Linked DNA regions of Homo sapiens: regions 1, 2, 3 and 4 are each linked to region 5. Evidence: chromatin loops called from intact Hi-C (ENCODE). Cell type or tissue: GM12878. All regions are shown on one strand.

What was found. Peaks named below come from ENCODE experiments on the same cell type or tissue, not always from the same donor. Only the 100,000 strongest peaks of a DNase experiment are listed, where the experiment ranks them.
Region 1: it touches region 5 in a loop (8-fold over the local background); 2 of 110 quality-filtered maps call a loop at or near these places.
Region 2: a loop joins it to region 5, with 7 times the contacts of the local background. A loop is called at or near these places in 35 of 110 quality-filtered maps.
Region 3: a loop joins it to region 5, with 6 times the contacts of the local background. A loop is called at or near these places in 11 of 110 quality-filtered maps.
Region 4: it touches region 5 in a loop (2.6-fold over the local background); 2 of 110 quality-filtered maps call a loop at or near these places.

The regions. Positions count from the first base shown.
Region 1 is chr5:75,883,766-75,888,765 of GRCh38, forward strand. It overlaps a transcript of SV2C not described here. Among named protein-coding and RNA genes, the nearest start is that of POC5, 170 kb to the left of the region's middle. In GM12878, a CTCF peak has its summit at 2,630; no DNase peak of the experiment used is centred here.
Region 2 is chr5:75,733,184-75,738,183 of GRCh38, forward strand. No RefSeq gene overlaps it. Among named protein-coding and RNA genes, the nearest start is that of POC5, 18 kb to the left of the region's middle. In GM12878, a CTCF peak has its summit at 2,194 (motif pointing right); a DNase peak (open chromatin) is centred at 2,190.
Region 3 is chr5:76,072,068-76,077,067 of GRCh38, forward strand. It overlaps a transcript of SV2C not described here and the pseudogene SAP18P1. Among named protein-coding and RNA genes, the nearest start is that of SV2C, 8.8 kb to the right of the region's middle. In GM12878, a CTCF peak has its summit at 2,625; a DNase peak (open chromatin) is centred at 2,623.
Region 4 is chr5:76,097,157-76,102,156 of GRCh38, forward strand. The region is part of intron 1 of SV2C (synaptic vesicle glycoprotein 2C); the gene reads left to right. Among named protein-coding and RNA genes, the nearest start is that of SV2C-AS1, 16 kb to the left of the region's middle. In GM12878, no CTCF peak of the experiment used is centred here; DNase peaks (open chromatin) are centred at 2,325 and 2,780; H3K4me3 peaks cover 482 bases; H3K27ac peaks cover 735 bases.
Region 5 is chr5:76,172,651-76,177,650 of GRCh38, forward strand. All of the region lies in intron 2 of SV2C (synaptic vesicle glycoprotein 2C), which reads left to right. It also overlaps the pseudogene RAP1BL. Among named protein-coding and RNA genes, the nearest start is that of SV2C-AS1, 92 kb to the left of the region's middle. RefSeq lists an enhancer at 3,461-3,540. In GM12878, a CTCF peak has its summit at 2,606 (motif pointing left); DNase peaks (open chromatin) are centred at 2,631, 3,341 and 3,591; H3K4me3 peaks cover 994 bases; H3K27ac peaks cover 1,586 bases.

The DNA of each region.
Region 1 (5,000 bases), 290 kb before region 5:
AGCCTGGCACATGTATACATATGTAACTAACCTGCACATTGTGCACATGTACCCTAAAATTTAAAGTATAATAATATTTAAAAAAAAAACAAAAAAAAAACATTTCTTTCAGGTGTATTTCTGGTTTATCCTGTTAACTGGGAAATAGAACTAACTGGAGCAGACAATTGTCTGAGTACTCTATTTAATGGAACTTTCACAATGGTATTATTTATTAGTCTGACAATTGAAGGTTATGCAAGAAGTTGCAAATTCTGATTAATAAAAATTAATAAAGACTGGGGATCAGCAAAAGTGATTTTGGATGCTATTGAACTTCGGGAAGATATACCCTAGTCTTGGGAGATTTTCTTCAGGAAGGTAAACTGAAAAATAACCCTGTGAACTAACCATGCTCCCTGGGTGTGAGCATCAACTTTTGAGAAACACCAAAGGGGACCATGCAAATGGACTATTTGATTGGCTTTGCAGTAACACTCATAAATGCTTGACTTTTGCCAACGTGGTAATTTAGGAATATTAAGTGGAACCTGCCAACAATGCCATTTTGCTTGATTGCACCGTGATTGCTTTTATATTACTGATATCAAACTGTGCATAATTAGAGACTGTTTTAACTCCAATAACAAATAACATACTTTGTTTTTACATAGCTAAATAATATCCTACAGAAGCAACATCATTACATCATAGGATAATGGCTCAATATGTCCATTAAAGGAAGACTTGCCTTTTCTAACTATTGGGTATTGTTCATAGTGTTGATGGACTTGGTCATTTTTATTTTACAATGTAAAACTGGGTTGATACATGCTTCTTGACTGTTCTGCAAACTTAACTAAATGATGAACTTAAAAAACATATTGTACAAGAAGAGGAGGTTTTGAATGTTATCACCATACATAACTAATAAATGTTTAAGGTGATGGATATTATAATTACCCTGATTTGATCCTTATACAATGTATACATGCACCGAAACATCACACTGTACCCCATAAGTATGTACAACTATTATATGTCAATTATAAATAAAAAATTAATAATGAAAAATTAAAATAGAAAAAGAAAAAACCATATTGTACAGAACTTAGCAACAATGTACTTCATTCTAGTGTGCAAAAATACTGAATCTTCAGAGTATAATTAATAATGATAAAATAAACCTTTGCAACATTTAAGATGCTAAATAACACTTGAAACTCAAGGAAACAAAAGAAACAACAATAGAATAAAGGCTATTTTGAGCATCTGTAATGCATTCACGACTCAACAAGTGAAAATTATTACATAACCAGCTTAAGCTGTGACACATACAAGAAAATTTAATGCTGATTGTTTTAAAGTGTGGCTCTTTGTGCAAAAGAAATTCTAGAGATTTCCAAGAAAATACTCCCCCTATTGTCACCCTCCCATCCCCAAACCCTAATTAGAGTCCAGGGATGTCTAACATTTTGAGCTGATGGGACATTTATCAATTTGTCAGCTTACTCAACTATAACATAATATTTTATTAGCCTCTGTACTGAACTATCTATTTAAGAATGTTTATATCCAAAGAGGTGTAGGAAATAGAGACAGTATCTGCCTCCAAGTCCAGTTTCCTGACCAGTATAATAAATGTCATATCTCCCTCTGGGGCAAAGGACAGGCAGATTTGCTAGCAGTCTTTAAAAGATTGAGATTGCCTAAGCTGAGGGTTTCTCAGCTGTGACGCAAACCCACTGTGAAATCTGCATCACCTGTGGGATATGAGAAGCAAGAAAAATCAATTTAAGCAGAAGTTCATGCTAACTACTATGCTATGAGTAATAACATTCTTTTTAAAAAAAGTATTCACAGGCAAAAATTGTAGTGCACTACAGCCTGGAACTCCTAGGCTCAAGAAATCCTCCCACCTCATACTCCCAAGTAGCTGGGACTACAGGGTTGTGCCACCATGTCAGCTAACATTCTTTTTTCTTGAATCAGGAGTCTTGTGTCTTCTGCTGGCATCTATGAACTTGTTAGCTTACAAGTAGGGTAAACATCTCAGACTCTTCCCAGTTTTTGACACTAATAAGCAGACTCCAAGAAGGAGATTTGCATGTCCCAAATCAATGGGAAATGCTCTTGGATCAACACCATTGTGGCAATGAGGAAAAGAGAGTTGCTGCAAGACAAGAAGCTATTGGATTTCAGTACAGTCAAACAAAAGCCTCACTCAGTTCCGTGGGGAGCTCTGAAGCCAGGATGGCCTTTCAGAGCTGCCCCTAGTGGAACTGAGGGCCTTGGGCCTCTATACTGTTTGCATGGACAAATCTTTGAATACAAGCTTCTTCCAGGATGTGGGCTTGACCTTGGGTGAGTCAGCCCCTTTTAGCTGAGGGCAAGCAAAGGAGATGAGACTCTACTGAGAGCTGTCATTTGCCATCACTCCTAGGAGCTCATCATTCCTATGAGTACAGATAAGACAGCCTCTAATTTCCTTTGATTCAGCTCTTTAATTCTTACTAGGAAAGTTACCAGAAATCATATTCTGTCTCTTTTTGCTAAGGAAAATCTCTTGTGGCTGTCTTTTACGTTCCCCTTCCCCATCTCCTCCCTAGCACAGTCTCCTAAGTGGCACACTGCCTTCCCCTCTGAGCCACCAGAGGAGGCCAGAGTCCTCTTCAGAGTCTGTTTCTCTGACCCTGCCTGGGGCAGCTTCCTCCTTGTCCATTTGAGCAGAAAGATTCTTCCAGAACTTTAGTTTCACTGAACTAGTTTTTCTCATTTTCAGCCTTCCATGTGGACTCCTAAAGTCTCCCTTTTGCTTGCTAAGATCCTGAAGCCATTCTGGCTTTAAGCAGATATTTGCCAAACACCATCTATGGTCTGGGGATTGTGCTAGACACTTAGGATATAACTGACAGAGATGCCCTTCTTTTAACTCAGTAACAACTAATTCAACTCAGAGCTCAATTAAATCCACAGACATTTACAGAGTTATTACTTGGTGGTCGAGGGGCGGTGGGGTGGTTCTCTTTGAGACTTTGAAATAGTGTAAGTCAGAATGTTTTCAGCTGCAAGAAACAGATACTTGACTGTAAGTGGCTTTAAAAAAATAAGATGTCTTCTAGGATGACTAACCAGGCAAGTTTTCCTGGAATTGTTCCAGCTTTAGCACTGGAAATCCTGAGTCCCAGAAATTCCCCTGACCTAGGCAAACTGGGATGGTTGTTCAACCTAAGCCTGCTAGGCATTGCAGTTCCTTCTTAGTGGTAGGAGATGCAAGATGTAATTTGTCCTTCACTTTATTTTTTTATTTTTAAAATATTTAGCATTTATTTCTTAATTGACTAATACAATTACATGTATTTATGATGTATAAGTATGATGTTTTGATTATATGTATACATTGTGAAATGGCTAAATCAAGCTAAATTATCATATGCATTACCTCAGAGATTTATCATTTTTTTGTGTTGAGAACACTTAAAATCTACTCTTTTAGCTATTTTCAAGCATACGATACATTGTTGTTAGCTATGGTTATGATATTATATAATAGATTGCCTGGACTTATTCCTCCTGTTTAACTGAGATTTTGAACCCTTTGACTAATAGCTCTCCAGCACCCCCACCCCAGCCCCCCGTAACCAAGTTTCTACTCTCTGCCTCTATGAGCTCAACTTTTTTAGATTCCACATGTAAGTGAGATCTTGTAGTATTTGTCTTATCCTCCACTTTAAAGATGTTCTCGCATGCCTCAGACCACTGGATCCTTAAAATCCTTCTGGATGAGTTAAGGCCTTAAATTTCCTCAGGGTTTATCTTCCATCGTCTGGAATGCAGGTACCTTAATAAGGCTTCCAGTAGACTTGCTGCTTCTTGCTCATTCAGTCAAATTGATATATCATTAATATAATGCACAAATATGATGCTCTGGACAATGTATATATGTATATATGGTGGGACTTAGAGCATTCCTACAGCTTTCTCCAAAAATTCTGAAAAAGCAAAAACAAAACAAACAAACAAAACCCCCCAAAAACCAAGCAACAGCAAAAACAAGAATAAGCTATCTTTTAAAAATCTCCAAATCCTGATTTTATATACTTAGTGTAGGAGCAGATCTTAGGTGTCCTTGAAGCGGTTTTTAAAATACCCCTTTGAAATATCAGCATGGGCTTAATTTCAAAAAATGGTGTCTATTATCTTGATGCTGTAGCCAAAGCTGAGACTGCAAGAACCTTATTTTACTTCCCATTACACATAAACATCAATTTCCTGCTTAAAAGTGTTCAATTGTTTTTTTAAAAAGGAGAGTCAATTTGTATTCTATCATTATCGAAAATAGGATCTCATAATTTGTGTTCAAGTTTAGAAAATTTTAAAAGTAACATTCTGTTCATCTCAGTCCATTGTGTAAATTTTAAACCTGACAAAGGGGGCTTCTGTACCTCTCAAAAGAATGAAAGATGGTGTAGTCCGCTGCAACCAGGTGGGGGCGATGCTTTGGCCACAACCTTGTGATTTAAATAAAAAGATGGTACCATTAGACATGGTTTATCTGAAGCCGAGCTTAAAGTCTCCTTGCTTTTTAAAAAAAAAAAAATTTTTTTTTTGAAATAAAATCCAAACTCTTTACCATGGATTTCAACGGACTGGCCCCTTTCCCAATTACCCAACCTCATTTCACGTCACTCCCTTCATCACTCACTCCATTTTGGCCACAGAGGCATTTCACTTCCCCAAATACACACATTTTCTTTTTACCTTGGGCCTTTGCCTCTCCTGATTCTCTGAGTGGAAGGCTTTTCCTTTCGCTGCCACATGGCTGTCTCATTCTCAGCCTTTAGGTCTCAACTTAACAGCTTTTAATAAATATCACTTCTTCAGAGAGTCCTTCTCTACCAACTTCATCTAATGTAAGCCAACTACTACCTGTCTTGGCATTCTGTTACAGCACCTTGTAACAGGTTCCCGTGGCTTAGCATAATTTGTAATTTTTTCTTATCTGACCCTTGCTAAACTGT
Region 2 (5,000 bases), 440 kb before region 5:
TTATTCATCAGGATACAAAGATAAAGAATCTTAACACTTGTGTAAAACAAGCTCGATCATGTCCGTTTAACAATTAAATAGATTTTGTTAATATAAAAAAAGAAAACATTTTTTAAAGTTATGGGTTGAGTGGGGTGCAGTGGCTCCACCTGTAATTCCAGCACTTTGGGAAGCCAGGGTGGACAGATAGCTTGAGCCAAGGAGTTTGAGACCAGCCTGGGCAACACGGTGAAACCCCATCTCTACAAAAAAAAAAAAAAAAAAAAAAAAAAATACAAAAAGTAACCGGGCCTTGTGATGCATGCCTGTAGTCCCTGTTACTTGGGTAGCTGAGGCAGGAGGATCCCTTGAGCCTGTGAGGTTGAGGCTGTAGTGAGCCGTGATGGCATCACTGCACTCCAGCCTGGGTGACAGAGTGAGACCTGTCTCAAAAATAAATAAATAAATAAAGTTATGGGTTGATAGAGTTTTATATTTAAAAAGCATTTTGCATAGGTAATTATTCAACTTACATAAATCATTATTTTTGCAAGATGAATGTGTATGTGTTTTAGTCCATTCAGGCTGCTATAACCAAATATAAACTGAATGGCTTATAAACAACAGAAATTTTTTACTCCTAGTTCTGGAGGCTGGGAAGTCCAAGGCACTGCTGGATTCAGTGTCTTGTAAGGGCTTTCTGGTTCACAGATTGTGCCTTTCAGCTGTGTCTTCACATGGTGAAAAGAGCAGCCAAGCTCCCTCAGGTCTTTTTGATAGGGCACTAATCCCATTCTTGAGGGCTCCATCCTTATGACCTTATCACCTTCCAAAGACCCCAACCTGCTAATACCATCACCTTGGGTGTTAAGATTTCAAAATATGTATTTTGGGGAGACATTCAGACCACAGCAGTATATATTCAAAGACTATTCTAATAAAAATTCAAAGGTTATTGCTTTATTTCTTGTTACATTGAACATTTATAAAATTTACGTATATACCCTGAATCCGAAGAAAAACATGCCAGTAACATATTTGATAAAGGCAAAATTTAAATTCAAGGGTGCATGATAGCCCTGTCTAGACTAAAATTCAAATAATTGAAATCACCATTGAAGATGTTGATAAAAAAAGTACAATATCAAAGCATTAATTTTACCGTAAGAATAAAAAAGAGGATGATGTTGATTTGCTGAATTTCTAAGAATCAGCGGTCACATAGATTATCTGAACATCTTTTTAAAAAAGCTTGAAAAGTGAACAACTATTCTTTTATGTCTGGTGAATATGTAATATATATTTATGTAATATGTGTTATGTGATAATGATAATATGAATATTTAATAGAACTTATTTAAAGTTATACATCATCCTATCTTAATAAAATTTTGGAAAATTTATTTGGGTGAGTTTTTTGTCTTTTGTTTTTTTGAGGCAAAAATGATTTGAAGAAAACTTAGTAGCAGAAATGCTACCAAACTTTATCATTCATGATTCACTTTTTAAGGAAAGAAAAATGTAATTGTTTTAGTATTGCAAATTAAATATATTTCACCTTTCTAATAATCAAATCCTAATCACAAATGACTGTGAAAATTATAAGTTTTCTCTTGTATATTTTGCTGATAAAATAAGAGAAAAGTAAAATAAGACTCATTTTTAAACTAGAGGCTTTAATTTATTATTATTGGTATATATTTTTCCCCATCCTCCTCAATTCCCTTATCTCTGCCTGCAAAGTTCCAAACTTCTTTTAAGGTTATCCCAAATGCCACTCCCACTAAGAGGTCTATTTTTGGGTTTTGTTTGTTTGTTTGCTTTTATGTTATTTTTCGTGATCTCTTCCCCTCTAAAGCATATTGCATGCTTACCTCGTGTTATATTCTGCCTTTAATTACTGGATACTCTAGGGCAGGGATTGTCCCGTCCTCATTCTTGTGTCACTGATGGCACAAAGTACAGACCTTAAGTTCGGTGAGCCCTAAGTAAACATTTGCTGAATTAAAATGCTAAAGACTTATGATTTCCCCTTCCTCTATAAAATAATTTGTGTTTGCTGTTGATCCAAACCTCTCTCCTCATTTTATGTAGATCCACAGATTCTTCAAGAACAAAAGTCAGCCTGTGGCATGACAGTAATGCCGGGTCAGTGTGTCGACTCTGCTCTGGTAGCTTCCAGAGAGCTGAAGAAAGTTTGTCCCAGCCACACCAGGTGGCAGTGTGAACCATGTCTGCATGGCCACCAAAGCTGGAGTATGAGCAAAACAATGCAGACATTCTACCAAAAAAGGCATTTAAAAACAGTTTAACACAAAAGGGATAAATAAAGTCAATTTTCTATATTTTAGTGGGAGATTCAAAGACTCACATGATTTATACAACTGCTGTTGACACAGAAAAGTGAAGAAAATAAGTTTTATTATTTGCACTGTCAACAGGTACAGACAGAAATAGGTATGTATCCTAGCAGACAACAGTAAATCTTGGCATTTATATAAAGGAATGGAAGTGATCATATTGAAAGTTAATATTATTATGCTATTTTGTAAATATGAGAATAGCTATAAAAGCCACAATTATTCCTTGAAACTCAAGTGATCAGACTGTTTCACTTATTAAAAGGTCAAGAGATTAATCTAATTTTAAGATATAACTGATTTTGGCATTATGGTTGAATTTTGGTACAGGTAAATGATTTGTGCAAAATGTTTTTCATGTATATGAGTACCTTTATTGTCTTAAAGTTGGGATTCCAGGTTAGGTCCTACTGAATTTGGGATATGGAGAAATAAGAAACAACTGCATTATTCTGGTATCAGTAACATATTCCTCCATGAAGTGGCACACTCTGCAGTGCTTGATAGGTATCAGCACTTCCACCTTTCAGTTGATCTTCTGAGTATTTTTTGCAACTATAAGATAGGGGAAGCACTAACAGAGAGAAATCTCTCCTTTAAGGGCTTATTGTGGACACTTGTTATTGTGGATATTCTTGATTGCCCAGCACCCCTTGAATGCTCTTTTAATGCTTGGAAAATTTCCTATCGTAGGAGTCCCACTTCCCCAGGTTGCAGCAGGAATCTCTCTTTCCCAGCTTCCCTTGGGGTCATAGGTGTGTATCCTGGATTCTACCAATCCGATGCACTTGCATGTGGGTTTCATTCAGAAGTGAACAAAAGGAGAAAGGAGGCATGTAGAATTTGTCCTTCGGCAAGGTTGGCAACAAAGATGTTGGGGCTCTTCAGAATCATCGGTGCCGGAGTTTCTGGCATCCGATCCTGAGAATTCCCACGTGAGCTGAGCAGCATTTGTGCAAGTCATGGTACGGATGCTGACCATGCAGCAGGGGTGTTTTGGTTGTAGTGGCTCCTGCAGAGTAATTGGACATTGTTCCTGACTGCCCAGCATCCAAGCCTTGTTCTCAAGCTCTCTCAGAGCGTCTGTGAGCTACCTGCCAGCCTTTAATTCCTTTTTCATTTAAGCCACTTAAAACCCTGACTGAAACAGGAAGAAGAGGATATACTCTTTTTTTCTAGACACAGCTTTTGGGATAACTTGTAAGATTTTTGTTTGTTATAAAGCTAGGGAAATTTTCATATGGAATTCCTGGCCTCAAGAAAGGAAGAAAGAATGAATACAATATAATGGCTATAATCTGGAATTGATTAAAGATCCAGTAAATGTGTTAAAGCAATCTCAGCTGAGTAAAGGTAAAGTCATTTCGATATTTATAAGTAGATGCTTTCTATAAAAAAGGGAGAAATAATTTTAATGTTTAAAACTAGAGCAATACTAAGAAACACCTAAATTTGATATCAAAGAATAATTTAGCAAAGTAACACTTTAAAAACAAGCAGAGTAGAAGACTATTGCTTTTGTCTAGCTAGTACACTATTTCCCTTCTATTTTTGGAATCCTTCTTTATCATGGGGAACCCTTAGCATGGGACTAGCACCAGGTTCTTCCACTCTGTTTCCCCATTGCCCCAAGGAAGGCAGGTGACCCAGCCCTGGGCAATCAGAATACTCCCCTTCCTGTCCCGCGTTCACATATGGGCACGTGATCCAAGCAGGGCACATCAGAGTCTTTGCTGGGATTTGATATGTGGACTCTGAGAGATTCTCTAGTCCACAGGGATTGCAAGCTCTAAGGACAATGTAACTATTCTCCCTAGCTATTTGGAAGAAGTTGCTTATTGTAGGAGGAAAGGAGGCAACAAACAAAGAGAATGGGCACAGAGGAGAGATGGAGGGCCTAAGACCCTTAATAACATTTTTTGAGCCTCTAGTCCAGCTGTGCCTGGGCGATTTCAATTAAGCTTATTTGACTGGGTTTCTGACACTTGGTAATCCAGAGTCCTGGTTATATGATGAAATCTGTTATTCTCTATTTCTTTTTAATTTCTTTTTTATCTTTTCTTTTTTTGTAGAGATGGGCTCTTACTATGTTGACTAGGATGGTTTTGAACTCCTGGCCTCAAGCGATTCTCCCACCTTGACCTCCCAAAGTGCTGAGATCACAGGTGTGAGCCACCGCACCTGGACTTATTCTTTATTTTTTTATTTGCTCTTTTCTTACCATTATGCATAGTGGGAACAAAACTAAAGAGAAAAAATGCTTCTAGCAGTTTTTTTTCTGATTATAAAAGTAATAAATGCCTTTTATAGAGAAACTGAAAGACATTAAGAAGTGCATGGGCATAAACACTCAGAGAAAAGCTAAACAAGTCAACCCATAAGCCCACTGCCCAGAGAAAAAGCACTTTTATTTATGTCATCCCACGTATCTATGTATATGAGCCACTGGGAGCATACTGTACTTTTGTAATCTGCTCTTTTCATTTAATAATACATTGTGAACATTTTCTTGCATCATTAACTTTTTTCTCCTGCAAAATTAAATTGCAAAATCATTCTGTAGAGCCATGGTAAAAACTGTCACCTGACAAGCACCAGGATAGTGAGTGTGGGGTAGACAAGTTTTCCAGCACGATGTGAGAATAGACTTATTAAATCTGT
Region 3 (5,000 bases), 100 kb before region 5:
CAGAAAAGGGGCACATGTTTGTTTGTTTTTTTAACTAAATTTTAAAAAAACTATAGATATGCAGGTTTCTCCAGATATTGTTATGCCATTACCCCTCCAAAGAAGGCACTGCAGAATTTAAAGCCATGAGTTCCTTATATAGAAAAACTCTTGATAATCCTTATTTTGGAAAACAAAGTTCAAGAAAAAATGTGAAAAATTAATTAAATGTGTGAACAATTATTCAAAATGTGTTTAGCACCTTTCATATGAAAAGCATTGTGTTGGAGAGTTTGTGGGATTTAATATTGTAGAAAATGTGATGTCCTTGCCCTCAAAAAGCTGTTGTACTACAGGAAATGAAATGGAATTATTTATAATGAAACTGGTAAGTAATGAGAGCCATATATGCAGTTGACCCTAAGAGCTAACAAGTGTGAAGCTGGGCAGGATGCTTTTCCCTAATGGCTGCAGAATTACAGTAGAGAAGGTGGTATTTGGTATCTCAGGTGGTGGGTATAGCTTGATTAACTTTACACAGGAGTAGAGAAACTTCTTTTTCTCTGGGTAGATACCCAGGAGTGGGATTGCTGGATCAAATAGTAGTTCTACTATTAGTTCTTTAAGAAATCTCCACATTTTTTCCATAGTGATTGTACTAGTTTACATTCCCACCAATGGTATAAAAGTGTTCCCTTTTCACCACATCCAGACCAACGTCTATTATTTTGATTCTGATTATGGCCATTCTTGCAGAAGTAAGGTGGTATTTCATTGTGGTTTTGATTTGCATTTCCCTGATAATTAGTGATGTTGAGCATTTATCCATATGCTTGTTGGTTATTTGTATGTCTTCTTTGGAAAATTGTCTATTCATGTCCTTAGCCCACTTTCTGTTGGAATTTTTTTCTTACTGATTTGTTTGAGTTCTTTGTAGATTCTGGATATTAGTCCTTTGTCAAATGTATAGATTGTGAAGATTGTCTCCCACTCCGTGGGCTATCAATTCTGCTGATTATTTCTTTTGCTTTGCAGAAGCTTTATAGTTTAAGTCCCATCTATTTATCTTTGTTTTTGTTGCATTTGTGCTCGGTTTCTTGGTCATGAAATCTTTGCTTAAGCCAATGTCTAGAATGGTTTTTCCAATGTTATCTTCTAGAATTTGTATGGTTTCAGGTCTTAGATTTAAGTCTTTGATCCATCTTGAGTTGATTTTTATATAAGGTGAGAGATGAAGATCCAGTTTTATTCTTCTATATATGGCTTGCCAATTATCCCAGCATCATTTTTTGAAAAGCATGTCCTTTCCCAATTTTATGTATTTGTTTGCTTTGTCGAAGATTAATTGGCTGTATGCATGTTTAGAGCATCACAATTCGCAATTGCAAAATATGGATCCAGCCCAAATGCCCATCAATCAATGAGTGAATAAAGAAAATGTGGTATGTATGTGTGTGTATATATATATATATATATATATATATATATATATATATATACACCATGGAATACTACTCAACCATAAAAAGGAATGAAATAATGTCATTCACAGCAACCTAGATGTAAATGGAGACTATTATTCTAAGTGAAGTAACTCAGGAATGGAAAACCAAACATCATATGTTGTTACTCATAAGTGGAAGGTAAGCTATGAGTATGCAAAGGCATAAGAATGATACAATGGACTTTAAGGACTCAGGCAAAAGGGTGGAAGGGCGGTGAGAGATAAAAGACTACACATTGGGTACAATGCACACTGCTCGCGTGATGGGTGCACCAACATCTCAGAAATCACCACTAAAGAACTTATTCATGTAACAAAACACCACCTGCCCCCTAAAAACCTATTGAAATAAAAAATAAATTAATTTTAAAAAAAGAAGTAGAGAAACTTGATGAGTCTGTGGGGTATGCCAATTAGCCCAGAATATCCATGTCTTCTCATCCCTCATTGGTTGAGGGTTCACAGACCTACTGTGCAAGCACTGGGGTGGCCAAGGGCAGAGATGGGTCAAACCATCCTGGCCTGTGTCATTCAGAACTTCCTCTGCAGTGAAGGCTCTGGCTCTCTGGTGGGCATTGATTTGAGACACACGAACAGGCAAAGGAGTTTGCACTTTAAATCACTGTGTAATCATGGAGTGATTTAAAGCAGGTAAATTGTGCTTCTTCTGGGAAGCTGTACTTCTTTTTGGAGTCTCCAAACCAATCCCTGGGACCCCACAATGCTGTGTGATGCGGTTCCACTCTTCTCAGCCACCATTCAGGTAATGGTAGCTCTTCTTCCTGGGACTGAGACATGAGGAACATCCCCCTTCCTTGCATCTTACCAGATGCCACATTTACTGAGGCGAGACATTTTCTGAGTGACAAAAACTACCTTATCCTAGATGTGCAGATAATATAGGAACAAACAACATAGAGAGATTCAGTTATTGGCCTATAAAGCAAACTCAGGGTACGGCCCTGAATGGCCTAGAGTTTCCTTTAGTTCATCTCTCTCCTTCTTAACAAGAATGTTTTCCAGACATCAAAATCTGCCTCTTTCAGAAAAAAGTATCTCTTGTGGGCATTTTCATCTTCCTTTCTCATCTCTACCCTACCACACACTTCTAAGTGACACACTGCCTTCCCCTTTGAGCCACCAGAGGAGGCTAGAGACCTCTTCCGAGTTTCTTTCTCTGACCCTGCCTGGGGCAGCTTCTTCCCTTTTGCTTGTTAAGATACTGAAGCCATTCTGACTTTAGGCAATTATTTGTCAAACACATTCTATGATGTAGTAACTGTGCTAGAACCTTGGAATACAACAGATGGAGACATCCATCTTGTTTTCCCAACAGAAATAAACTTGAAACACAGCTCAACTCAAATCAGTAGACATTTGTGGAGTATCTACTGTGTGCCAGGTGCTCTTTTAGGGCTGGAGAGAGTATAAGGATGCTTTCAGCTGTGAGCAAAAGTCTCTAACTTAAAGTGGCTCTAAAAAATAAAAAAGAGGAAATGTATTACTACACAACAGAGGTAGGGCTGTTCCAGACATGGCACACCAGGGTTCTGGCACCACTTCTCTGAAATTCACTTGACTCTTACATCCTTCATGTGTTATGTCATCAGGCTCCCTCCCCTCCATGATTCCAGGATATTTGCAAAGTTCTATATGTCACATTCAAGCAAATAATGTCTAAAGACACAAATGGGACTTCTTTGCTGCATTTATATTTTCGGGAGTAAGGAAAGCTTTCCCAAAAGCTGTCTAGAAATCTTCCCTGCAAATGTCATTGAGCAGAATTGTGTTACAAATCCATGCCCAAACCAATAACTGAAAGGGAGAGAGGAATTATCATGACTGATTTGGACCAATTAGAATGTAATGAGCCCATTCCCTAAAGCCCACTCCCTAAAGGTCATGTGAAAAGTGGTAGATCTCAGTTTGCTGAGGGGGTCGGAGCTCTGGGCAAGAATCTCGAGAGCTTGTCAGAAGAAGATGGCAGTGGAGTCATGCGTTGCACTGGAAGAAATTAACAAAGATCTGGAGATGCCCACCAACCAAGAGAAGACATGTCCAAGCTGTCCTGTGGTCCAGTGAGTGGCAGATCCACACTTAGATGGATGCAACCTTGAATTAACTGACTAGATTAGTAAAAGAAGTCTACCCAGAAGCTAGAAAGAAGGGCACAAACTTCAATTTTGCAGTTGTTTTATGGATCTTAAAAGACATTGCTATCAAGTAAAGGAAACTGGAAGTGTCATGTCTGGTAGAAAAGGGGTGAATGATGAATAACCCTAAAGTGGCAGCAGTTCCAAATAGATTATTTGCACATAGCAATTACTCCTCCAAACCAGGCACCACTTCTCTCAGGGCACATGAGACCATATTAAATTTTATTTACTATTTTTTGCATTTATTTTCCAATTAGTTATGTAAAATTCCTTATATAGTCTTTTTCATCTTATTTCCATTGAGCCTTTAAACTCTAAACACACTGTAATGCATCTATGTAGGAGTTATATTTGGTTGTGCTATGGAATGAGCATTAATAGAAGGTCCATATTGTTTCAAGCCCTGCTGTAAAATATGAAAAGTGCTCTTAGCATTCTGTATAAAACTGTATTGTTAAATATATGTGTGTAGTTTTTGAAAAGGTAAATCCCTAAATAAAATCAGGATTCTCTGAGGTAAGCATAAAGTATCATATGTGTATGGAAGCTGGACTGGATGTTGGTAGGGCAACCAGCAGAGTTGGATAGAAGATTGATCTGGTGCCTTTTTAAATATGATTGGTTATTCCTTATAGTTTCCTATTGCCTGCACATATTTTTCTTCAAGTACAGTGAAAATTATGACCAATAGTTCTAACTATTGAAGTTTAACTAAAGAAGTCTTTCTTCAGGAAAAGATTGAAGTTTCTTTTGTTATATCTGCTGGTGCTACTTCATGTTATCATGCTTCCTTGTGTGTTGTTATTTTATGTGCTTCATTATTTTCTAACTTTCATTTATTTATGTGATTTTTTTTTGAAGTCCAGGATGAGGGAGGGCTCCTCCACATAGGATTTGCATTTCTTTCTATCAGGGATCTGGGAAATTACCAACCCAATATTAAACTGAATTCATAGTTTGTTGAGAATTTGGTGCTAGAGAGCTCTATGACTTGTATTCAGTTGAAATTTCTCAGGTAAGCATATTCTACCTCTACTGCATAGCCACATTCTCTTGCTTTACTAAGCATCAAGGCAACATTTTCAGCAGTCCCCTATATTGGTAGAGGTAGGGAGCATTGATCTCTGGTTTCCCTTACACTGAAAGTGTAAACCTTCAGGTTGCTTGTAATGGAGGGTGGGCTGTGCCTCACTATTAGATTCAATAACTTGGGCAGGTCCTAGGTTTTGTCTTGTATCCCCCTCACGTTAAAAAGGCAACGAAAACCTACCCCATCATATTACTATCAAACATCTCGTAAAAGGATAGGAGGATGGCTGTTTAAGAAGTATTCATTAGAATTTTACCATTTAGCAAAACCC
Region 4 (5,000 bases), 75 kb before region 5:
TGTCGCACAGTTTTCCAGTGTCCCAGCAGATATCTATTTAGGTAAAAAAATCTGTTTCTAATAATTTAAGCCTAGAATTGTATTCTGTTTTATATATAAACACAGTATCTTTTGCACAATTTTGATATGTTGTAAATTTTTTAGGAGTAAAACTACTTGTAAATCAAGGGAAGACTATATTTTGTTGTGTTTAAAGTCTTACTGAGAGTTGTTCATCATTTCTGCATATCACATTGCCACTGGTGACAAACCTATTTGTGACATTAAGTTGCCAATAAGCACACCTGTATTTGTCTACATTGGCATTTGTTGCATTTGTGATTATTCTACACTTAGATATTAGCATCCAATGTCTTCATTTTGTATTTGAGAGTTGTTACACTGGAACATATACATATTTTAAAACATAATTTGTTATTATTTCTTCTATTTGACCTTAAGGCATTATGCTGATATTTTAAATTTATGTGTAGAGGTAGATTATAATATCTATGAATATTATTTAATAAGGCATTGCTAAATATGTGTTATTACTAGGTGCTTTTGAACATCTCTAAATCCTCTATATTTTAGCACTACATTGTAGTAAGCTGACATATTTGGAGGTGGGAAAGGAGAAGGATATAATACAGAGAGCTCTTCTATCTTAATATTGTGTCTGAAGGGAACATGTTCTTTCTGTGAAGGCAGTCACATTATTCTCTCTCTGGCAGTAGTTGAGAGAGGGTAGTGTGTGAGCTGGGCCTACCTACAGAGATGGGTGATCTGGAGAAAATGTGCAAGCGTTTACCATAATTCTGCCTCTGAGGCTCTCCTGAAACCCAGGCAGTCCGAAGGCTTGTCCTGTGAAGGTCCTGAGTTTTTTACTGTGCAGCTCTAATTTTGATTAGTAATGAGTAGGAACAGGGGAAGCTTAGGGAGAAAAGAAACAGGTGTTCAAAGATGGCTGCTTCAACAACTGTGGGAGATGCCCAGTAGGAATCTGGTGGTTTCTTTCTAATACTATTTTTTAAATTCTGTTATTCTTAGAGGTCACTGTCAGTCAGTGTTTCCTGTGGGAGTCCCCTGCCAGAGTCTTCTGTGTATAAGAGTGGGAGCCTCCTGACTTGCTTCCTGAAGAGACTCTTACAAAAGAGGGGCTGAAGGCCTGGTGACCAATCTTTGTCCATAAGCTCAAGGATATTATATTTTCCTATTAAATGAAACTGATTTAAGGGCAATTCAGAAGAAATAAATCAGAAGACATTGAAAGAGTGACCCAGGACTAAATAACAGATGCTGCTCAGTGGGCCTTTTTGTCTAAAGCTGGAGTATTGATAAAGGCATCACACTCTATCTGCGGCATGCAGAAGACATTGTTGTCGGGGCAAAGCTATCCTCATTTATTGATAAATACATTACAGCTAATTGTTTTCCCAAACATTCATCACTCTGAACCTGATACGTAATAATCATGCCTGCCTTTTGGCATACAGATGTGTGTGCACAAAGTTTGATTATATTCAACAGCAGTAAATGCAAAATGAACAAACAAAACAAAACAAAAACAACAAATAATCAAACAATAAACCTGTAAAGGTTAACATCCACTTCCCAGAAAGCCTGAGGAGAAAAGCCAGTGATTAATATAATTAAATGTGAGACCATGAATCCAGGTCATCTTATACCTGTACCTTTATTTAATATCAGGAGAATGATGCAATTCTTCTTACGGGCTGACATCAGCAAAACCTGCTGGCCCTAGAAGTTGTGGAGGCATTGGAGCGCTGCCTAAATTGCCCACTGATGGGGAGAATCTGAGCCAAGATTAAAGGGATGCTTTGCAATGAAGAACTAAGTTATTTGCTCCCAGCTTTGGGGCATTATGTACTTCCTTATTACCATATTATATATTATTACCTTATTACCCTATGAGTTGCTATGTTGATTATCATGTCAGACAGTTGGTGTAACATCATATTTCACTTAATAAAAGTCCCAGATATGATGGAAAATAACAGTTCATTCTGTATGTGATCTGCTGGCTTAGAATTTTTTTTCTTACTAGACGATTTTGAAATTGGGTACTACAAAATTTAAAAATTGTATGATCTTTGCCTAAGATTGAAGTGCTATAAAATGTATACCTGAGCTCCTGAGACTCCTAGTGATGTTTTTGAAATATTTTTACTGTACTTCCTGTTTGCCATATTAGTGCTTTCTTTTGCTCGTGTGTGTGTGTGTGTGTGTGTGTGTGTGTCTTGTCTTCATGTCCTGTTGCTGCTAGTGATGAGTTGTAACATCTTCACTCAGGAAATGATGACATCGTTAAATGCCTTCTCAGGGTTCTCTGATCACACTGTACTTTTCTGCTTATAAGGGTTTCCTTCTCTCTCAGGATAACCAACCACTGATTTTTAGTCTGGCTGACATATGACAACACAGAATTCTCTTTCATAGCAGTTTTCACTGTGTCTTTGACTGACAGCACTGGGAATCAGGATCTCTAGCTTCTCAACATAACATCTTCTCAGGCTAACTATTGGTTTCATTCTTAGCCTGTAGGACATTTGGGTTTATGTTCAAGGTAGTTCAGCTTAACCTTCTATTAACAGTAAGAAGGATTCATATTGTATTTTCTGATCATACCAGGTTTTCCTTCTCTTCATCCGAGCTGAATTTCTCATCCACCATTTCAAGTTTAATTCTAAGAACTAATATGTGTCTCTGAGAGTGTATTTTTTAGGCTCAGATTTCTCATGTCTCAGAAGTGGTAACACTGAGAGTTGTGGTTAGATGTAAATTCTGGCTCTTATTTGAATTTTTAGAACATGCCCAAAGTCTCTGAATGTACAGCCATGTCAGCAAATTGGCCAAAATATTTTATTTGTAAGATGCTCAGTAAGCATTTATTGTATCAATTAGCCATAAAATTAGCAAATTCTTTTTAGCTTTGTTAAATATTAGGATAATAGGAAAAGGAGGAGCTTTAGAGAAATCATGACCTTTTTTTAGTTCTGGTTTGTGTAAAGCTGCCTTTGGGTCAACTGGAGGTCCAGTTTGGCGACTTATTTGCTTATTAGCTCATAAGCTACAGCTATGCTAGATGAAATAAATGCAACTTCACAGTATGTAAGAAAACTAGCATCAAATTCAACTTTTTTCTACGTTTGAATTAAATTATACATTTAATTCAACTTAGCATCAGTTATTGCCCTTAAAGAGCACTCTTTCCTATGGGATCATAAAAGGTGCTGGAATTTCTCTAGAGATAAAAAGTCACACTAGTGATTTAATAACAGTCTTTAAGTATTTAAAGGGCATATGCCAAAAGATAATGCCTACTTTCTCTTCTTAACAGGATTGAAGAAAATAGACATTAGGAGATAACTGAAATATTTTAAAAAATGAAATAGAAATTTCAATCAATCAACAAATTGACCATCTCCCTTGTGCAAGGGATATGCTATGCTAATTAGGAGAACTGAGGTGGGTGGGATCTCAATAAGCATGCATACCTGTGAGGGAGAGCTCAGACAAGTTGTCTATCAGCCCTGTGCAACAGAGTGAGGATTCAGTAAAAGAAGTCCAGAACTCCATGGTGGTTTGAAGGCAACAGTCTGGTGTTTGCTCGAGGTAGGGTTTCTCAACCTCAGCACTACTGACATTTTGGACCAGATAATTCTTTGTTGACAGAGGCTGTCCTGTGCATCGTAAGATGGCTTATGACAGCCTTGGCATCTACCTAGTAGATGACAGTAGCATTTTCCCCTGCATTGTCACAACCAAAAATGTTTCCAAATATTTCCACACGTCCCCAAGGCTGGGGGTTGGGGGGAGTGCAGAATTGCCCTCGTTTAATAACCACTGATTTAGAAAATGGCTTTTGACATTCTCCCTAAAGTGCAGTAAGTTTTATCAGGCCAAAAGAGGGAGATGCAGGATGTATGAGGAGAGGGAATCTTGTGAATGGGGGTGCAGAGGTGGAGCACCCTGGGTGATTTGGGGAGTGGCGAGTGATCCTCTTGGTCTGGGAGAGAGGACAGAAACACAGGCAGTGGTGGGAGATTGAGCTGAAGGGTGGGTGGGACTCTGTGAAGGTCAGGTGCAGCAGTTTGGGCTCAATTTCAGCAGAAGTTACCTTTATCGGAACCACACATTTAGAAAGATTAATTTGAAATCAGGTGTACAGTGGCTTAGGTCAGGAACAGCCTTGAGGTAGAAATACCAGTTAGGAGTGGCCAATTTCCATTACTTTGTAGAGATGAAATTCTGTTCTTCATTCATTCTGTGAAGTGGCTAGCCCATATGTATTTATCATGTCTCTTGAGTGCTAGGCACTGCCCCAGCTGTGGGAGGTAGAACCTAGAAGACAAAGTGCCTGTTCTCATGGAGTTTACAGTCTAGAGGGGTTGAGATGGACAATTAGCAAATAAAAATGAAACTATCAGAAGAACTTTCAAACAGTACTTAAAAGCTATGAAGACAGTGCAGCAGTTGATGTCAGGGACAGTGACTGCTAATAATTATTATAAAATTCATTATAAGAAACTCAGACATACTCATAGTTTTTTACATCAACATTTATTAGAAATTTCATCCAAAGGTGGCCAAAAATAGAGGTAAAATAGAATATATGTTTCTCCTATTGGCACATGAATGTCTCTGCTATGAAGAACTTTTTTTGGTAAATTTATTCATTGGAGAGAGGCTTTACTGCATGATTATGAGGACATTGAGACAGAGTAGAAGGGGAAGAGGAAAGAAGGCAACTAACATTTGCAAGGTTCCCAACACATGCTGCTGTGCTGCTGGGCACTTGATATTTAGTTTTTATCACACCCTCAGTCCAGGTCACTGTCATCTCTCACTTGGAATAATATAACAACTTCCTAACAGGATCTTTGGACTTCAGTTTTGTCCATCTTCATACCATTATCCTACCTGAATGACCTTTGTAAAACACAAAAGCACCATGTCTGTTCTTGTGTTTAAAATCACCAAAACACCATGTCTGTTCT
Region 5 (5,000 bases):
TCTGTGTAGAAAGAAGTAGACATGGGAGACTTTTCATTTTGTTCTGCACTAAGAAAAATTCCTCTGCCTTGGGATCCTGTTGATCTGTGACCTTACCCCCAACCCTGTGCTCTCTGAAACATGTGCTGTGTCCACTCAGGGTTAAATGGATTAAGGGCGGTGCAAGATGTGCTTTGTTAAACAGATGCTTGAAGGCAGCATGCTCGTTAAGAGTCATCACCAATCCCTAATCTCAAGTACCCAGGGACACAAACACTGCGGAAGGCCTCAGGGTCCTCTGCCTAGGAAAACCAGAGACCTTTGTTCACTTGTTTATCTGCTGACCTTCCCTCCACTATTGTCCCATGACCCTGCCAAATCCCCCTCTGTGAGAAACACCCAAGAATTATCAATAAAAAAATAAATTAAAAAAAAATACAAAAAAAAAAAAATTAAAAAAACTATATAGCTGTGTTAATCAAAGCGCTTATTTTGTACAATAATAATGACCTTGAATTTCTTAAAAAAAATTACAATAAGCTACAAGTATCAAAGAAGCGAAGTTATCTGGAGTAGTCTATATAGGAGCTCTTTGGACTTTCTTTTATTATGCTAAAATAGTGGTGCTTTTAGGATTTACATTATTGTACTCTCCAATACAAAGTATGGGGCATGTTAAAGTATACAGTACACCATTTTCATACATGTACAACATTGGTGGATGAAGAATGTCTCTTAGCAGTAATACTGGATGTAGCCTCTGGTTTTACCAGCTGCATACTCTAGGACTATTATATAAGTAAAAATCTCTCTTGTGATACTGGAAAGTGATTAGAATGTGCAAACTGATATAGTAGCTTTCATCCGCCTCTTAAAGGGTACCACCACAGGAAAGTCCATTTAAGATGTTGGTAGGTTTAACAAAGTTGGAATGCTGGCACTGTTGAATTGGGCAACAGTTCTTCAGACCTGGCTCAGAGCTACAATGCATTTAGTATATTAAAGCAGCTGACATGATGACTTTTTGCGAGCCTTCCCAGGCACTGGAGTTTTTCTGTTAATTTGCCGCACTAGGTCATAAAAGATCTCATTAACATTTATTTTTGATTTTGCAGAAGATTCTAAGAATGCACAGTTGTTCCATTGTCTTGCTAGATTTTGACCTTGTTCCTTCCCTACAACTCTTTCATCTTCCAAGTCACACTTATTACCAACAAGAATCATTGGAACATCATCAGTGTCTTTAACTCGAAGAATCTGTTCTCTCAGGTCTTGTAAATCGTTAAATGTGGACTGTGCTGTGATGGAATAAACTAATGCAAACCCTTGTCCATTTTTCATGTATAAATCCCTCATTGCTGTAAATTGCTCCGTTCCTGCAGTATCCAAGATTTCAAGCATACACTGTTGTGCATCTACTTCAACTTGCTCTCTATAAGAATCTTCTATCGTAGGATCGTATTTTTCTACAAAAATTCCTTGAACAAATTGTACAGTCAAAGCAGACTTTCCAACGCCTCGTGAGCCAAGAACGACTAGCTTATACTCACGCATGATGCAAGCTTGTCAAAACCTAGTACTCTGCGAACCTCTCACGCTGTCACCGGGTCTCTGCAGCCAGCGTCGCCCCGTGCTCCCCGCGGGTCGCTACTCTAGGCGCCACGGCGGTCCTGCCGCTGCCGCGCCGCTCCGGCTGGTTTACACGCCTGAATCTGGGCGAGGTTTTCTCAATCCTATTTTATGAAATCCATCTGCCTCTGGTGTTTATGTTGGGGTGGGAGTTAATAATGAAAGAGCAAAATAATCTCATAATGTACTTGTTCCCATCAGGCCTGCAATGTGTGTCTCTGATGGAACAAGAAAGAGAGAGATCCTGAATCTTCTTTGCCATGGCACTGCCACTCCCACCTCGGGCCCTAAGCACAGACGATGCTATAGACCAGGAATCACCAAGCTTGTCTGTGAAGGCCCAGATAGTGAATACGTCAAATTTTTTAGGCCACCTGTGGTCTCTATCACATTTTCTTCTTTACTGTAGCCATTTTAAAAAATGTAAAAAAGAATGCTTAGCTTGTACGCTGCACGAAAGCATAGTTCGTGGACCCCTGCTACAAACCTGCACATTCTTTGTTACTAGCTAAGAATATGTCTCCAAATGTGGACATGGTCTCCTATCCTGATAAGCAAGGGTCCTCCTGTTCATCTAGCCCAACGCTGATGCTGGAGGCAGGCTTTGGCTCCTGCTTCATGCCCTCTTGGCCAGCACAAGTGCTGATACCCTGTTTACTGCTGTTGCTGTGAATGTTAAAGTCTCAGAGCCAAGAATCTCATGTGTTCTGCTGGCACCCGTGAGCCTGGCGGTCTAACTGACTAAATTTCAGGTAAGGTGAAATCTCAGACCCCTCACAGTTCTTGAGAGAGGCAGAAGGGGAAGGGAAGGAGAGGGGGCATGGTGAGAGATACCAGAAAAAACACTACACGGAAAAGAGATGACCCAAATGAAGAGGTCAGTTCCCCAACCCCTACGCTGGCCTGGTGTTTAAGTCCAGTTTCCATGTTGGCCTTCACAGAATCAGAGCTCTTCTTTGCTAGATAAAGTGTGGGGGAGTCTTTGGCTCCCCCTGGAGGCTAGAGTTTGCCAACGACAGGTAGGACCTGAAACACAATATGAATTGCTCTTTACTGTAAAACAAAAGGAAAGCTGACCATGACGAGATTTTACTCAAATGGCCCAGGGGTTAGGTATAATTCAATTAAAAAGGGAATTTGTCCTTTAAAGTAGGGGGATATATATATATGGCTTTAACTAAAAAGAAAAATGGACACAGAATCTAACAGTGAATGTTTAGGTATTAGTGACAGTCATCATTGTTAAAGTGCAGAGAGAAAATTAGATCTAACACAGAAGAGTAACATGGTGCTAAAATTTCCCCCATATCCCAGACAACTTCCTGTTTGCAGCTCGATGTGCTGATGAGATACTTTTAACACGAATCCTGAGGGCAGTGGACCTTAGAAAAATTATCATCTACAATTGTATGTTAAATTGCTAAGTAATTAAGATGTAAGATCTAGAAAATCACATACAATTTATTTCCAACAGCTGAAATTAGAACTTTCTAAATAAAAGCTAACCATACAACCCAAGGGTTTAACAAGTCAGAGTCTGTTTGGGAAAGCCAGCGTGTGTGTCCCCGAGAGGTGGATTGCAATCAGTAATAAAGGCATGAGTCCAGCCCTGTCAGATCTGTCTGACAGCCCCCACTGCACTCTGTCAGAATCTCCGCATGGGGATGGGTCAGGTTGCAGATGGTGACAGCATCATCCGAAAGTCTATGAGAAAGTGAAGGTAACACAAAGCCCTGGGATCCCTACCTTCCACACTGCTCTGCTTATCTGCACACACAGCTGTGAGGCTCCAGCCAGGCCCCCAGGAGCAATTTGTTATTTGTGACAACCTTGTGTGCATGGTGTTCTCCCTCACCCCCCACCCCAACACACACACAGGGAGCCAAAGTTTACTACGTTTAGTCTAAGTTGGGTTTTGAGATTTAAATGTTCAAGACTTAAGTGATTACCGATGGGGAAAATAGGAAGTGGCCTGGAGGTTCTCAGTTCGGGGGAGAATGGTTGTGCAAATAGAAAACCATGGTAGTGAATCTGCTACCCAGTTTTCTAAGAAGAGCTGCGGTTTTGTTTCATCCTGTCTCAGAGCTTTATTAATCAGCCATATTGTAGGTGACATGCTCCAGGACACACAGAATTTATGTCCTTGTGCTCTTTCCTCTAAGAGCTAATTAATGTATTTTTATTGGTGAGAAAGTTCACTCCACATATTTCTTCTCCTTGCATCATGATCAATTCTCCAATCTTAAAACCAAATCACCCACCACCACCACCCATAAACACCCTCTGCTTCAATCCTGGTCCCCATTTACTTAATTCCTATCTTTCCCCTACTTTTAAAATCTATTCATTAAAACAAAACAAAAGCCAAAAACATCTTTCCTGGGATTGCCTGGAGAAGACTTGACAGGACCAAGAGGGAAAACTTTCTAACCCCCAATCACTGTTTAGTTTATGGCTGGAATTATGGGGGAAAAGTAGAATGAGGTTGCTTTTGATGTTCTTTTGAAATGATTTGCAGCATTGAAAGAAATATTAGCAATTAAGCCATTTTGATTTTCTTTAAAACTGAAAGTAGAGGCCGGCAAGGTGGCTCACGCCTGTAATCCCAGCACTTTGGGAGAACGAGGTGGATGGATCACAAGGTCAGGAGATCGAGACCATCCTGGCTAACATGATGAAACCCCGTCTCTACTAAAAATACAAAAAATTAGCCGAGCACGGTGGCGGGCGTCTGTAGTCCCAGCTACTCGGGAGGCTGAGGCAGGAGAATGGCGTGAACCCGGGAGGCAGAGCTTGCAGTGAGCCGAGATCACGCCACTGCACTCCAGCCTGGGCGACAGAGCGAGACTCTGTCTCAAAAAAAAAACAACAAAAAACAGAAAGTACAGAAGTGTATATATTTAATAATCAATTATATTAATCAATATATTATATATTAATATATACAAATAATATATACAAATATATTAATCTGTATATATGATTCTTAATGCTGTATTTCTTATAGTCTGGGTATCCCAGTGAATGAAATATTTTCAGCAGTGTTTTGGGAAGTACAGAGATCTTCCCTTATATGTTCCAGGACCCGCTAGTGATACCTAGAATCGCAGATAGTACCGTCCCCTATATATACTGTTTTTTCAATATATACATACCCATGGTAAAGTTCAACTTACAAATTCAGCATAGTAGGATATTAATAACAATAACTGATAATAAAATAATAAACTAGAATAATTATAACAATATACTATAATAAAAGTTACCTAAATATGGTATTTCTGTCTCTCAAAATAACTTAATATTTTCAGACCATGGTTGGCTGCGAATAACTGAAACCACTGAAGGCAAAACCGCAGATAAGGGGGAACTACTGTATGCTATTCCAGATA